Linked DNA regions of Homo sapiens: region 2 is linked to region 1. The links are chromatin loops, found by intact Hi-C in ENCODE. Cell type or tissue: HepG2. All regions are shown on one strand. Each heading gives the region's core, and the rest is flanking DNA. Links, peaks and the distances in the headings are about the cores only.

Evidence for each region. A loop is a pair of places that touch in the nucleus more often than their neighbours do. Peaks named below come from ENCODE experiments on the same cell type or tissue, not always from the same donor. Only the 100,000 strongest peaks of a DNase experiment are listed, where the experiment ranks them.
Region 2: a loop joins it to region 1, with 9 times the contacts of the local background. A loop is called at or near these places in 2 of 110 quality-filtered maps.

What each region holds. Positions count from the first base shown.
Region 1 is chr2:109,711,133-109,719,424 of GRCh38, forward strand. It overlaps a transcript of RANBP2 not described here. Among named protein-coding and RNA genes, the nearest start is that of RGPD5, 79 kb to the right of the region's middle. In HepG2, for the core only: a CTCF peak has its summit at 4,417 (motif pointing left); a DNase peak (open chromatin) is centred at 4,399.
Region 2 is chr2:109,628,761-109,637,052 of GRCh38, forward strand. It overlaps a transcript of RANBP2 not described here. Among named protein-coding and RNA genes, the nearest start is that of SOWAHC, 19 kb to the left of the region's middle. In HepG2, for the core only: a CTCF peak has its summit at 1,801 (motif pointing left); DNase peaks (open chromatin) are centred at 1,841, 2,461 and 3,701.

The sequences.
Region 1 (8,292 bases), core at 1,767-6,766:
GAAAGGCAGCGCAACCTTGACATGGCCAAGTGAGAACTTCAGCCGCCCCGGCAAGTCCCCTGCAACTGTCTTCAGCAGCTCCGTCCCTATGCCCAGTAACTTAGGCCAGCATTCTCTGCCCTTCTTGAGCCCACTTCTCCTCACACCCTATAAACGTCACCATTTCCAAACCCCTCACGCCCAGCCATTCCTACCATTGCCAGGGGTGGGATGCAGCAGACCACCCTGCCCCTCCCCTGGGACCCTGCAGTGGCTCCTCACTAGCCTCCCACACCTGCCCTTGCCCCCATAGCTTCTCTGCACAGCAGCCAGAAGAGTCTTACAAAGTCAAATAAGCCACTCTCTTGTTTCACAAGCCTCCAGTGGCTTTCACTCTTGATAAACCCCCAAATCCTTGCCTACACGGTTCTGAGGCTTGCAGGACCAGCTTACCATCATCTCTGTGCCCCCTCCTTCTACGCTTTGATGCCCACTGGCTATGCAGAAGCCTGAGGAAGCCTCGCTGGCCTGGCCTGCCCTCCAACAAGCTGTGCACCAGCCTGTCCTGGCCTCTGCCTGAAATGCTGTCCTGGAGACCCCTCAGCCTGCCTCCTCCTTGCTCAAATCACACAATTATGAGGGGCCTTTCCACACTCAGAGTGAAGCAGCCCCCTTTGTCTCGGTCTATTTTCTCTTCTGCATGGCACTTAGCACCTGAAAGTGTCCGTTGTGTGTTTATCATCTGTTGAGCCCACTTCAGTGCAAGCTCTTAATGGCTGCCTGCAGTCTTGGCTGCTGCTCGCTTCTCCCTGCCCTCCCACTCACCACTAGGCCATGTTCCTCAGGGCAAGAGTTTACAATGCAGTGCATCCTGCCTGGCTCCTTCCCTGTCATCGGGGCTGATGCAGCCAGCTGGTCCAGAGCTCGGGAAGAGGATGTTTTGCAACACCACGCTCCATTTTGGTTTTGAACAAATTGCTATTGACTGCTGGATTTTTCTTTCCTCTTCAAATGAAAGATTTCATGTCCAGGTAGGCTGTTAAAACAGGCCTCCTATAAATCCCTTCCCCAGTGAGCTCAGGGCTGCCCTGGCCGGCTGTGTCAAGTGACAGGCCTGGAATGGAGAGAACCAGGGTCAGTGGTCAGATGGATCCTGCCGGCCCTGCCTGACTCTGGTCACTCATTCTCAGGCTGACACCAGAGCCTTGCCCTCTCCAGGCCCTGTGTGTCCTGCACCCTCACTCTCAGGGCTATGTAGAACTTTCATGGGTCCTGGGCATTTTTGCCTTCCTGGGCCTTTTCCACTATAAAAAATTATTTATTTTATTTTATTTTTTTGAGATTGAGTCTTGCTCTGTCACCCAGGCTGGAGTACAATAGCACGATCTCTGCTCACAGCAACCTCTGCCTCCTGGGTTCAAGCGATTCTCCTGCCTCCGCCTCCCAAGTAGCTGGGATTACAGGCGTGTGCCACAAGGCCCTGCTAATTTTTTGTATTTTTAGTAGAGACAGGGGTTTCACCATGTTGGCCAGGATGGTCTTGAACTCCTGACCTCGTGATCTGCCCACCTCGGCCTCTCAAAGTGCTGGGATTACAGGTGTGAGCCACCAAGTCTGGCTTTAAAAATTATATTTTACAATGATATTGGCATAAAGGCAAATATAATCTAGGCCGATTCATGATTACATACTCATTATATCTACTCATTTTTCTTCTGATTTTAAAAGAAATGAAAATGAAAGTCATATTCACAGGCCCCTAAAGCAAGTCTCATGGGTCCTGTGCTGTGCGCCAGAGCGAGAGTGAGTGAGAGTGGGCTCTGCTTCGCTCCCCTGCATGGCCCTGTATTGGGGGGATGGTACCTGAGACAAGGAGAAAACTTCTGTTTGACGGAATATGAAAAAAATCCAACTTGAGGGTACACTGAGGGGAGGGCCAGCCCAGCCCTGCTTTAAACTTCAGCAGCCTTCCTCCACCTGGGTCTCTTGAAACCCTCCCTCCTCTTGCACTGGCCACCTGACATTTCACATTCAGACCGCTTTTCCTCCAGAGCAGGGTTCCTGGAAGCATGGTGCAGACCCACTTCGTGGAGGAGAGATGGTGAACTGCAAATTCTGAGTCCTACCCAGTTACGAATCTCCAGGACAGGTTCAGGGTTCTTCATCATTAATAAGCCCTCCTGGTAAGGCTTAGGGCCACTGAAGTTTGAGAAAAGCTCCCTGAAGTCTAAATACAAACATCACTTCATCCCCCACAAAGGACAGCCTTGATTAGGAGGTAGAAGCCAAGCAGGAGCAGATGGACTAGAGGGGCCAGCAAGGGCTGAGTGTCAGCTCCAGAACGTGCCTCTGAGCTGAGTGACAAGGAAACCCATACAGCCTCTCAGCGCTCCAGCTTCTTCAGCTAGAAATTGGGAATAACAGCACCTACTTCACTGGGTTGGAAATCAATTGGGACCATGAATTTGTGTTTGGTAAGCTGTGAGAATGTTAGGTACTAGCTCTGCAGAAGTGGTCGTGGTCTTGGGGTTCTTGGCCTGCTGGGGTCCCTGATCCTTGTGCCCAGAGAGTCCATGAGATCAGGATAAAAGCACTCAACAGCTAGGAATGAAAGAAAACTTCCTCAGGCCATTAAAGGGCATCTGCAAAGAGCCCACAGCTAACATCATGATTGAAAGCTCTCAATGAATGATTGATCGAATGATCGAAAGCTTTCCTCCTAAGATCACTCTGTTTTTGCTACTCTTACACTCAACACAATACTTCCAACACCACATGTGTGGGTTTTCCCCATACAGCAATTCTCCAGGGGACACCAGCTGGATATCCTATAATTTAACTCAGTTCTGACACTATCTACCTGGAGTTGGAGTCAGATCCCACAGGTTAAGGGCTCAGGCCCGTAGGACTGCCCCCACTTCAGACGCCAATCATAAGTAGTAGATTACCCACAACTACATGGAGGTTCTTTTTTATTTTTTCTTTTTGAGATAGGGTCTTGCTCTGTCACCCAGGTTAGAGTACAGTGGCATGATCTCAGCTAACTGCAACCTCTACCTCTGGGGCTCAAGTGATCCTCCTACCTTACCTCAGCCTCTTGAACAGCTGGACCAATAGGCACGTTGCATTACACCTGGCTAATTTGTGTGTGTGTGTGTGTGTGTGTGTTTTTCTCTTTTTTAAAAGTTTTTATTTTATTTTATTTTTTTGAGACGGAGTCTCGCTCTGTCGCCAGGCTGGAGTGCAGTGGTGTGATATTGGCTCACTGCAACCTCTTCCTCCCAGGTTCTAGTGATTCTCCTGCCTTAGCCTCCTGAGTAGCTGGGACTACAGGCATGCACCACCACGCCTGGCTAATTTTTGTATTTTTAGTAGAGATGGGGTTTCACCATATTGGCCAGGATGGTCTTGTTCTCTTGACCTCGTAATCTGCCTACCTTGGCCGCCTAAAGTGCTGGAATTACAGACGTGAGCCACTGTGCCCGAGCTTTATTTTATTTTTATTTTTTATTTTTTTTGAGACAAGGTCTCTCTGTATTGCCCAGGCTGGAGTGCAGTGGTGCCATTGGCTCACTGCAACCTCTACCTCCCAGGTTCAAGTGAGTCTCCTGCCTCATCCTTTGAGTAGTTGGAGTTACAGGTGTGTGCCACCACCACCAGGCTAATTATTGTAGTTTTAGCAGAGACAGGTTTTCACCATGTTGACCAGACTGGTCTCAAACTCCTGACCTCAGGTGATCCACCTGCCTTGGCCTCCCAAAGTGCTGGGATTACAGGTGTGAGCCACCACGCCCGGGCTTGTGCTATTTTTAAACATTTAATTTTATGATAAATCCCATAGTAGGTTTTTTTTGGGGGGGTGGGGGTGGGGGCGGGGCGTGGAGTTTCGCTCTTGTTGCCCAGGCTGGAGTGCAATAGTGTGATCGGCTCATTGCAATCTCTGCCTTCTGGGTTCAAGTGATTCTCCTTCTTCAGCCTCCCAGGTAGCTGGGATTACAGGCATATGCTACCACACCCAGCTAATTTTGTATTTTTAGTAGAGACGGGGTTTCACCATGTTTGTCAAGCTGGTCTCGAACTCCTGACCTGAGGTGATCCACCCACCTCGGCCTCCCAAAGTGCTGGGATAACAGGCATGAGCCACAATGCCCAGCCTATAGTACTTTTTGTATTTTTTGTAGAGACTGGATTTCATCATGTTGCCCAGGCTGGTCTCAAACTCCTGGACTCAAGCAATCTGCCTGCCTCAAGCTCCCAAAGTGCTCTCACCATGCCTGGCCTCCTTTTCAGGTTTGATTAATTTGCTAGAGTGGCTCACAGAACTCAGGGAGACACTTAGGCTCACTTAGGCTATTGTAAAGGACGTTACAAAGGATACAAGAACAGCCAGATGAAGAGGTGCACCAGGCAAGGTGTGAGGAAAGGGCATGGAGCTTCCCTGCCCTCTCCTGGAAGCCACTCTCCCAGCACCTCCACATGTTCAGCAACTCAGAAGCTCTCTGAATTCTGTTCCTTTGGGTTTTTATGTAGGCTTCATTACCCAGGCATGATTGATTAGATCACTGGCCATTGGGGGTCAGCTCAACCTTCAGCTCTTCCTCCTTCCCTGGAGGATCAGTTTCAGAAATGAAAGTTCCAACCCTCTAATCATCTGGTTCACCTGGCAGCCAGCCCCCATCCTGAGGCTACCCAGGGGCCCCAGCCATTTGAGCTATGTGCCAGGAAACAGGGAGGAAGATGAAATATATATATTTATTATGAATCACAATATCATAATCACAAGATAAATATGTCCATTCTTGCCACTTCTATTCAACATTGTCCTGGAGTTTCTAACTAGGGCAAGTAGTGTAAACCAAAATGTGTCTGAGACAGGTCTCAATTTAGAAGTTCATTTTGCCAAAGTTAAGGACGCGCCCAGGAGAAAGGTACACCTTTCCCCAAAGATGATTTTGAGGTCTTCAATATTTAAAGGGGAAAAGTGGGCTGGAGAAAGGAGAGGGTCGCATGACTGAATCCACATGTTACAAGAGAAAGGGAGTAGGTAGGGGAATAGTCAATTATGTATTTGTCTGGCACTCAGTAAATTAGCACTTTATTTTTTTTAATTTTATTTACTTATTATTTTATTTTTTTTAAAAAAAATTTATTTATTTTTTGAGATGGATCTTGCTCTGTTGCCCAGGCTAGAGTGCAGTGGTGCAATCTGAGCTCACTGCAACCTCTGCCTCCCGGGTTCAAGCAATTCTCCTGCCTTAGCCTCCTGAGTAGCTGGGATTATAGGTGCCTGCCATCGCACCTGGCTAATTTTTGTATATTTAGTAGAGACCGGGTTTCACCATCTTGGCCAGGCTGGTCTCAAACTCCTGACCTCGTGATCCACCCGCCTCGGCCTCCCAAAGTGCTGGGATTACAGGCGTGAGCCACCGCACCCAGCCTTATTTTATTTTTTGAGACAGGGTCTCACTCTAGTTGCCCAGGCTGAAGTGCAGTGGTGCAATTTCTGCTTACTGCAGCCTCCACCTCCCAGGCTCAGGTGATTCTCCTACCTCAGCTTCCTGAGTAGCTGGGACTACAGGCACGCACCACCATGCCTGGCTAATGTTTTGCACTTTTAGTAGAGACAAGAGTTTTGCTATGTTGCCTAGGCTGATGTCAAACTCCTGGACTCAAGCAATCTGCCCACCTCTGCCTTCCAAAGTGTTGGAATTACAGGCATGAGCCACCGCGCCCAGCCTAATCAGCACTTTACATAAGATAAGGTGAACATAGAGTAGCTACTTGTAGAGATATTTAACCTTTTATCTGCAGCTATCTGCTTAGGAGCAAAAGGAAAGGCAACTTCTCGCAGGACTCAGCTTTCAGCTTAATTTTTTTCTTTTGGCAGAGTGACTTGAGGTCCCAAATTTTATTTTCCTTTCACACTAGACAAGAAAAAGAAGTAAAAGGCATCCCAGTGAAAAAGTAAGAGATAAAATTTGTCTGTATTCACAGATGACATGATCTTATATACAGAAAATCCTAAGAAATTCACTAAAAAATTATTTGGACCAATAAATGAGTTCAGCAAGGCTGCAGGATAGAAGATCAATATATAAAAATCAAATGTATTTCAATATGCTTGCAAACAACAATCCAAAAATGAAAATTAAAAACAAACCAAAAAAAAAAAAAAAAAAACCCAGTTCCACGGGGTGCGGTGGCTCACGCCTGTAATCCCAGCACTTTGGGAGGCCGAGGCGGGTGGATCACTTGAGGTCAGGAGTTTGAGACCAGCCTGGCCAACATTGTGAAATCCCGTCTCAACTAAAAATACAAAAATTTGCTGGGCATGGCGGTGGACGCCTGTAATCCCAGCTACTCAGGAGGCTGAGGCAGGAGAATCGCTTGAACCCGGGAGGCAGAGGTGGCAGTGAGCTGAGATCTTACCATTGCATTCCAGCCTGGGCAACAAGAGCAAAACTCCATCTCAAAAAACAAAAACAACAAAACAACAACAACAACAACAAAACAGTTCCTAGGCCAGGCACAGTGGCTCACACCTGTAATCTCAGCATTTTGGGAGTCCAAGGCGGGTAGATCAATTGAGGCCAGGAGTTCAAGACCAGCTTGGCCAACATGGTGAAACCCCATCTCTACTTAAAATACAAAAATTAGCTGGGTGTGGTAGCAGGTGCCTGTAGTCCCAGCTTCTCAGGAGGCTGAGGCAGGAGAATCGCTTGAACCCGGGAGGCAGAGGTTGCAGTGAGCCGAGATCACACCATTGCACTCCAGCCTGGGCAACAGAGTAAAAGTCTGTCTCAAGAAAACAAAAACAAAAACACAAAACCATTTCCATTTGTGATAACATTAAAAGGAATAAATTACCTAAACATAAATTTAACAAAATGAGCAAAACTTATACTTTGAGAACTGCAAAACTGACAGAAATTTAAAAAGATCAAAAAAAGTGGAAAATAATAGGCATTGGCAGGAATGCAGAGAAACTGGAACCCTCACATATTGCTGGTGGAAATGTAAAATGATGCGGCCACTTTGGAAGAGAGTCTGGTGGTTCCTCAAATAATTAAACAGAGTTACAATCTGGCCCAGCACTTCTCTGAAGGTATGAACCCAAGAGACATAAAAGCATATGACCACCTAAAAATTTGTACACAAATGTTTATAGTAGCATTTTCCATAATAACCAACAAGTGGAAATAACCTGTCCATCAACTGATGAATGGATAAAGAAAATGTGGTATATCCATACAATGGCGTATTACTCAGCCATAAAAAGGAATGAAGTACTAATACATGCTACAACATGGATGAACTTAGAAACATTATGTGAAGTGAAAGAAGCCAGTCACAAAAGACCATATATTATAGGATTACATTTATACAAAAGTCCAGAATAGGCAAATCTGTAGAGTAGATTTGTAGTTGCTCAGGGTTGGGAATGGGAGGTAGAGAGATGGATCAAGGTACAGGAGGATGACAGCTAACAAGTACCAGGTTTCTTTTTGAAGTGGTGAAACCATTCCAACATTGACTATGGTGACTGTTGCCACATCAACCCTGTGACTTAAAAACAATTTAATTACGGCCAGGCGCAGTGGCTCACGCCTGTAATCTCAGCACTTTGGGAGGTCGAGGCAGGCAGATCATGAGGTCAGGAGATCAAGACCATCCTGGCCAACATGGTGAGGAGATTGAGACCATCCTGGCCAACATGGTGAAACCCCGTCTCTACTAAAAGTACAAAAATTAGCTTGGCATGGTGGCACATGCCTGTAATCCCAGCTACTCGTGAGGCTGAGGCAGGAGAATTGCTTGAACCAGGGAGTCAGAGGTTGCAGTGAGCTGAGATTGTGCCACTGCATTCCAGCCTGGCAACAGAGTGAGACTCCATCTAAAAAAAAAAAAAAAAAAAAAGAAACAAAAACAAAAAGCAATTTAATTACATGCCTGAGTGGGTAAATTGTGTTGTATGTGAATTATATCTTTTTTTTTTTTTTTTGAGATGGAGTTTTCCTGTTGTTGCCCAGGCTGGAGTGCAATGGCATGATCTGGGCTCACCGCAACCTCCGCCTCCCAGGTTCAAGTGATTCTCCTGCCTCAGCCTCCTGAGTAGCTGGGATTACAGGCATGCACCACCACACCCGGCTAATTTTTTTTGTATTTTTAGTAGAGATGGGGTTTCTTCATGTTGATCAGGCTGGTCTCAAACTCCCAGCCTCAGATGATCCTCCCACCTTGGCCTCCCAAAGTGCTGGGATTACAGGTGTGAGCCACCGCACCTGGCTGTGATATATCTTTTTTTTTTTTTTT
Region 2 (8,292 bases), core at 1,185-6,184, 83 kb before region 1:
CAAAGCACATTCCAGGTAGTGTGTTTATCTACTTTTATACAGTAGATTTTTTTTAACCTTACCAAAAAATATTTAAGTGAGTGAGAGTTATTTTTCTCTTCCTTTTGAGGGAGTTCGTGCTCTTGGCAGGCAGGTTGGCAGTCATTTAAAATGTCTAACTAGGCTGGGTGCAGTGGCTCACGCCTGTAATCCCAGCATTTTGGGAGGCTGAAGTGGGTGGATCACCTGAGGTCAGGAGTTTGAGACCAGCTGACCAACATGGTAAAACCTCGTCTCTACTAAAATTACAAAATTTGCTGGGCCTGGTGGTGGATGCCTGTAATCCCAGCTACTCGGTAAGCTGAGGCAGGAGAATCACTTGAACCCAGGAGACGGATGTTGCAGTGAGCTGAGATCCTGCCACTGCACTCTGGCCTGGGCGACAGAGCAAGACTCCGTCTCAAAAATAAATAAATAAATAAATAAATAAATAAATAAAATGCTTAACTAACATTTAAATACTGAAGAGCTGCCAGCAAGTACAAATGTCACCTGGCCTAAAGATATATATATATATATATATATATATATATATATATATATATATATATATATATTTTTTTTTTTTTTTTCATTTTCCTGGACCTCATTTTCACAAGCTTGAAAAATTGTAAATCTTCACCTTAATATAACAATTAACTTACAAGTATTTACTAAGTTGAGAATTGATTTTTAAATCTCAACACCATGCTGTACAAATTTGAATAGTAAGTACGAAAATGTGTGTATGAGGCGAGGCACAATGGCTCACACCTGTAATCCTAGCACTTTGGGAGGCTGAGGCAGGTGGATCACTAGGTCAGGAGTTTGAGACCAACCTGGCTAATATGGTGAAACCCCGTCTCTACTAAAAATACAAAAATTAGCCAGGCATGGTGGTGCATACCTGTCGTCCCAGCTACTCGGGAGGCTGAGGCAGAAGAATCGCTTGAACTCAGGAGGCAGAGGTTGCAGTCAGCCGTGATCACACCACTGCACTTCAGCCTGGGCAATAGAGCAAGACTCCGTTTCAAAAAAAAAAGAAAACGTGTATGAGTATGGTTTGGTAAATACACACATACGTTATGTACCCCGCTAATATTTATTAATTAAAAAGCAATTCTAGAGCTCATACTGGGAGCAGCAGTACCTCCCCCATGGAGAACACAGTGAGCTAGATGTCCCAGGCTCTGCCCTGAAGGGACTCACAGTCAGAAGTAAAATACAACACGCCCACACATAACTACAGTGCAAGAAAGAATGAGAAGAAAATCCATGTGGGCTAGACAGACAAAGTGACACTAAGGTTTAGGAGACAGGAGAAATTCCAGCTGGAGGATTGCATGTATTATGTGTGTAAGCGTGTGTATAATTATAATCCTCTAGCTGGAATACATATATGTGCACATATATATATATTTATGTATATTATGATGTTCTGACATCTTAAAAAACCCTCCCTGGGGCAGCCAATTCTTGGAGATAAGAAATAACAGGCTCAGGTTGGAGCATGCCTTTGACAGGCAAACAAACCAACCCAGAGCCAGCACTCCTCTATCTGGCCTGCAAACCCTAGCAGACGGCTCCTCTACCTCAATCATCCCAAGGCCAGGTAGTACTCCAGGCAACCAGGGACCATCCCTAGAGTCTAGAGCCCACCAGAATTATCCGCTCTAGCCAATCCTATACTGTCCATTCTGCCCTGCCTTGCGGTTCCTGTGGAAACCACCATAAAGGCCATGGCCTGACCCTTCCCTGACTCCTGTCTTCCACCTCCTGGCCACCCTGGTGTCTGCTGTGTGGCCTGTGTAGCGCGGCATGCCTCCTTTCTCTAGGACCGATGAGCATAATGCACTTTGCTCTCCCCAGTCTCTCCTTTGTTTCCTCTCATAGCCACACCTGACTGATGATTTCCTAAAAGAGTACAAAACAAGGATCAGGAAAGACTTTGTGGAGGTAATGTTGAGGGATGGATAGTATGAGTATAGAAAGTTTTCAAGATTGAGGCTGGGCGCGGTGGCTCATGCCTGTAATCCCATCAGTTTGGTAGGCCAAGACAGGCAGATCACCTAAGGTCAGGAGTTCGAGACCAGCCTGGCCAACATGGCGAAAACCCATCTCTACTAAAAATACAAAAATTAACTGGGCGTGGTGGCAGGCACCTCTAATCCCAGCTACTCGGGAGGCTGAGGCAGGAGAACCACTTGAACCCGGGAGGCGGAGGTTGCAGTGAACCGAGGTCACGGCACTGCACTCCAGCCTGAGCGAGACTCCGTCTTCAAAAATCAAAAACAATAAACAAACAACAGAAAGTATCCAAGATTAATAACTTGAAAAGGAAAAAGGGCTTGCTGTTGATGATTAAACAGACATGATATCATTGCTATATGACCTGGAAGCTGACTGTGGCAGTCACAGGATTGCAGATGTCATCTCATTCAGCTCCGAGATAAGGGATAAGTCACCTTGTGGCAGAGCCAGGACTTGGACCTACAACTGCGGATGCTCAGCCCTACACTCCTACCTCCATGTAGACTATTTCCTATGAATTGGAAAAATTATACTTTCTTGTCATATGAAATATTTTGAAAAGAAGTCTTATTTGTAATCCCAAGTCTTTTTGGAAAGTGAGTTAAGTATATAGATATCAATTAATAGGTTGAATGATGACATCTATAATAATTTATCAAATTCTGGCCGGGTGCAGTGGCTCCCACCAGTAATCCCAGCATTTTGGAAGGCCAAGGTGGGCAGATCACCTGAGGTCAGGAGTTCGAGACCAACCTGGACAACGTGGTGAAACCCTGTCTCTACTAAAAATACAAAAATTAGTAGGGCGTGATGGCGGGCACCTGTAATCCCAGCTACTCAGGAGGCTGAGGCAGGAGAATCGCTTGAACCTGGGAGGCAGAGTTTGCAGTGAACTGAGATTGCGCCATTGCACTCCAGCCTGGGTAACAAGAGCGAAACTCAGTCTAAAAAAAAAAGAAAAAGAAAGAAATCTCATTATCTCTGTTGTATAACAAATAATTTGTCTAGTCTTTGTCCTGAATTCCTGGTATGGAGACTCTAAAAACCCTTGGGGTTTTTTGAGTGGTAGGGCTTTTTTATGCTACTAAGGTAAAGGTGGAACCCTAGACAGCCTCAAGATGGGGGCTGGTTACCAAAAGACCCGCCCAGCCTGGTGATTAGAGGGTTGGGGAATTTGAGTCACCTGACCTTGAAGAGAGGAGGGGGGTCTGGAGGTTGAGATTAATCACAGGTTCAGTAGTTTAATCACTTGTGCCTACAAAATAAAATCCCAGTAAAAGCTCTAGAACCGGAGGCTTCCAGGGCCTCCTGGTTGGTGAACATGTTGATGTGCCAGGACGTGATGTGCCCTGATTCCACGAGGAAAGGCCACTGAAGCTCTGCATTTGGGACCCTCCCATATTTGTATGCTTTACAGTGAAGCTAATCATAAGCATTGCACTTTCCTGAGTCTGCCAGTTGTACTAGCAAATGATCAAACCTAAGGGGGTCATGGGAACTCCCAAATTTGGAGTCAGAGTACAATTGCCCTGAGGACCCTCTGAGACTTGTGGCTGGTGTCTGAAGGGGACTAGGGGTCTGTGGTGAACTTTGCCCTCAATCTGTGGCATCTGCACCAGCTCCAGGAAGTTAGTGTCGCAATTGAATTGCTGTACACCCAGCTGGTCAGGTCAGTTTGGGTGGAAAGAGAATGTCATATTATCCATTTAAAACTTGATGTCCAGCCGGGCGCAGTGGCTCACGCCTATAATCCCAGGACTTTGGGAGGCCAAGGCAGGCGGATCACAAGGTCAGAAGCTCGAGGCCAGCCTGGCCAATATGGTGTTTAGTAGAAACCCCGTTTCTACTAAAAATACAAAAATTATCTGGGTGTGGTGGCGGGCGCCTGTAGTCCGAGTACTCAGGAGGCTGAGGCAGGAGAATCGCTTGAACCCAGGAGGTGGAGGTTGCAGTGAGCCGAGATCACGCCACTGCACTCCAGCCTGGGCAACAGAGCGAGACTCTGTCTCAAAAAAAAAAACAAAACAAAACAAAGCAAAACAAAAACTTGACGTCCAAGATGAAACACACACTAATCATTTTAGATTTCTTTCCCTTCAAATTCTTTCAGTTCCCAACTCTTACCAGTTACCACAAATGTGATACCTTCTTTGTATTGTACTCGCGCTCTGTGGAGAACAGCATGGCTTGGAGGAGGGGAACTACGTTAGGCAGGGTTTTGATGGGAAATAGAAGGCACATCCACTGGAATTTTTTTTTAAAGTTTTGAACGAAGACATGATTTTAAAAAGAACAGACAGGGACGGTCGTGGTGGCTCACACCTGTAATCCCAGAACTTTGGGAGGCCATGGCGGGTGGAATCACCTGAGGTCAGGAGTTCAAGACCAGCCTGCCAACATGGCAAAAACCTCGTCTCTACTAAAAATACACAGATTAGCCGGACGTGGTGGTGCTCGCCTGTAGTCCCAGCTACTCGGGAGGCTGAGGCAGGAGAAACACTTGAATCCAGGAGGTGGAGGTTGCAGTGAGCTGAGATCGTGCTACTGCCCTCCAGCCTGGGTGACAGAATGAGACTCCATCTCAAAAAACAAAACAAAACAAAACAAAACAAAACAAAAAAACAGACAGAATGAAGGTAACAGGCAGGAAATGATGCTGAGGCGCCCAGGGGAACAGGCAGGAAATGATGCTGAGGCGCCCAGGGAAGCAGCTACCACCCTCAAGCCTGAGGTATCATCAGTGCTTGGGTGGCAGAGGACCTCAAGAAGGGGCCATCCAGCAGGACCTGCCATTGCAGAAGGACACAGCCCTGCAGAGCCACCGCCAAGAGGGAAGGGACAACCCCAACCTCTCTCTTCTCTCCTCTCCCAAAATAAAGCCAAGATAAAACGGAAACCCAGATGACTCAGCTCCCAGGTAGAGGATGAAGCTGGGGGAAATGAATGATTTAGCGTTGAAATGAGCATAGGTCATTGTAAGAGACTGCTAGATTCCAGGACTGTCACAGATGGGTTGATGTGCAAAAAGTCAGCCTGGCGCAATGGCTCACGTCTGTAATTCCAGCACTTTAGGAGGTCAAGGTGGGTGGATCACAAGGTTAGGAGTTCGAGACTAGCCTGGCCTATATGGGGAAACCCCATCTCTATTAAACATACAAAAATTAGCTGGGTGTGGTGGCGGGCACCTGTAGTCCCAGCTACTCAGGAGGCTGAGACAGCAGAATCACTTGAACTCAGGAAGCGGAGGTTGCAGTGAGCCGAGGTCGCGCCACTGCACTCCAACCTGGGCGACAGAGTGAGACTCTGTCTCAAAAAAAAAAAAAAAAAAAAAAAAAAAGAAAAGAAAAAGATACAATAGCTTTGACTGAATGTATTCAAAGATATAATAGCCAGGAATCTTTCCCAGTTGATGAAAAATACCAGTCACCGATCAGGAAGTCCAACAAATTGCAAGCAGAATAAATAAACAGAAACCAATAGAAACCCACACCTACACACATCATAATAAAATGTTAGAATGCCATTTACAAAGAGAAGACATTAAAAAAAGCCATAAAGAAAAAGATTATCTCCAAAAAAGGGTGATTAGGCTGAATTTGTATCTGAATCACATCACTGAGGGCCAGGAGGCCAGGGAATGAGAGCTTCAGAGCATGCACAGAAGTAGCTCTCAGCTGTCACAGAAGGTGGAGCTTCCAGGACTTTCTAGATGGAGGGCAAAATAAAGATATCTTTCAAACAAATAAAAATGGAGATAGTTTGCCTCCAACACAGTTACTCATTAAAGAACTATACTGGGGCTGATAAAGTAATCCCAGATGGAAATCCTGAGACTCAAATGGTGACGTGTATATTGGTACATCTATGTGGAAAAATCAAAAGAATATTGACTGCATAATACAATAATAACAACAACTCATGATGTTAAAAAGTAAGAGAGAACTAACATGGGAAGGAGGCTTAGATTAGCATAAAGATTATAACCAATATTTACTAAAACTAATTATTTGCACATAATACAAAGTCACAACCACGAATGCATGTTCATGAAGAAATAAAAGGACGAGTAAACAATTATGATTGTCCCTTTATGATTAAATATTCCTTTGCTGGCATGTTTACTTATTTTGTCATCTACCAGCAATCATTCACAAATAGGCTGTGGCAAAAGCCTAAGTGATAAGACACATTCATGGAGAAACTTGAAACTAATGATGCTCTAACATTTTCTGTAAATTGTAAAAATAATGTTTTGTCACTGACCTAGGTGTTTAATCTACTGTATAAAACTCCAGTGTTAAAAAAAAAAAAGAAACTCCAGTGTTCAGCAGAAGTGAAAGAGCCTCTTGGCATGTATTATTTTGTTTTATTTATATTTATTTATTTATTTTGAGATGGAGTCTCGCTCTGTTGCCCAGGCTGGAGTGCAGTGGTACCATCTTGGCTCACTGCAACCTCTGCCTCCCAGGTTCAAGTAATTCTCCTGCCTCAGCCTCCTGAGTAGCTGGGATTACAGGTGCATGCCACAATGCCCGACTAATTATTGTAATTTTAGTAGAGACAGGGTTTCACAATGTTGGCCAGGCTGGCCTCGAACTCCTGACCTCAGATAATCTGCCCACCTCGGCCTCCCAAAGTGCTGGGATTACAGATGTGAGCCACTGCGCCCAGCTAGCATATTGTATTTTAAGCAGGCATTTGTTCAATAATCCAACACCCATCAAGCACTGGAGTGAGTGGCAGATCCTCGCTGTGAGAGCGTTTTCCTAGTTCATGAGGAGAGCCAGATGCTACATCCAAAAAGGGAGCTGAGCCATAACTGGGTTGTCTGACCCTACCTCGTCTCAGATGGTCGGTGGGGGACACAGAGCAGAAGTCAGAAAACTGGATTGTGCAGATGAAGTGAGAGTACTCTGTGCCTCAAAAAGAATTCACTTGAAAAATATTACTGGATTCCAATTAGATGCCATGCACTTTCCCGGGTCCTAAGTTGCAAACATGAATAAGATATGCTGTCTAACTTTTCCCACTACTGGAAAGTGGTAAGTAAACACAGAATTGTATTACGGTTATTAAGTGCTATGGCATGAATGTTGGTATACTCCAAGAATTCTTATGTTGAAATCTTCACCCCAATGTGACGGTGTTAGGAGGTGGGGGCTTTGGGAGGTGATCAGGTCACAGTGGAGCCCTCATGACTAGAATTAGTGCCCCTACAGAAGAGGCCCCGAGAGCTCCCTCTCCTCTTCCTCCATGTGAGGATACAGAGAGAAGGCACCATCTGTGAACCAGGAAGTGAGCCCTTACCAGACACTGAACCTGCTGGCACCTTGATCTTGGACTTCCAGCCTCCAAAACTGTGAGAAATAAATGTCCGTTGTCTATAAGCCACCAAGTCTGTGACAATTTGTTCTAGCAGCCCAAATAGACTAGGACATTAATAATCTGATGATGGTTTAGAACTCTCATGGTTTTTTTCACTGAGAAGAGCATACCAAGATTTTTTTTTTCTATTAAAAATAATATGCCTTCTGATAGGATACACATTACTTCTATGAAAAGAAGAACACATTACTTCTATGAAATCTTTGCCAAAATTGCATAACCCAAAGGAGACAATGAGGAACTCTTGACAAACCCAGATGGAGGGACTTTCCTAATCCTGGCATGTACTCTTCAAAATGCCAATATTGTAGAGGACAGAGAGACTGTGGAGCTCTTCCAGATTAAAGGAGACCCAAGAAATATGACAACAGAATGCAACATGTGACTCAGACTTCTGCTATGAAGGCCATTATTAAGATAATGGCAAAATCTGAATAAGATCTGAAGATTAAAACAGTGTTGGCTGGGTGCAGTGGCTCACACCTATAATCCCAGCACTTTGGGAGGCTGAGGTGGGCGGATCTCCAGAGGTCAGAAGTTCAAGACCAGCCTGGCCAACATGATGAAACCCCGTCACTACCAAAAATATAAAAATTAGCCAGGCGTGTTGGTGGGCACCTATAATCCCAGCTATTCAAGAGGCTGAAGGGGTGGCCTGCCCCTCCACACCTGTGGGTATTTCTAGTCGGGTGGGACGAGAGACTGAGAAAGAGAGATAAGACACAGAGACAAAGTATAGAGAAACAACAGTGGGCCCAGGGGACCAGCGCTCAGCATACCAAGGACCTGCACCGGCACCGGTCTCTGAGTTCCCTCTGTTTTTATTGATTATTATCTTCATTATTTCAGTAAAAAGGA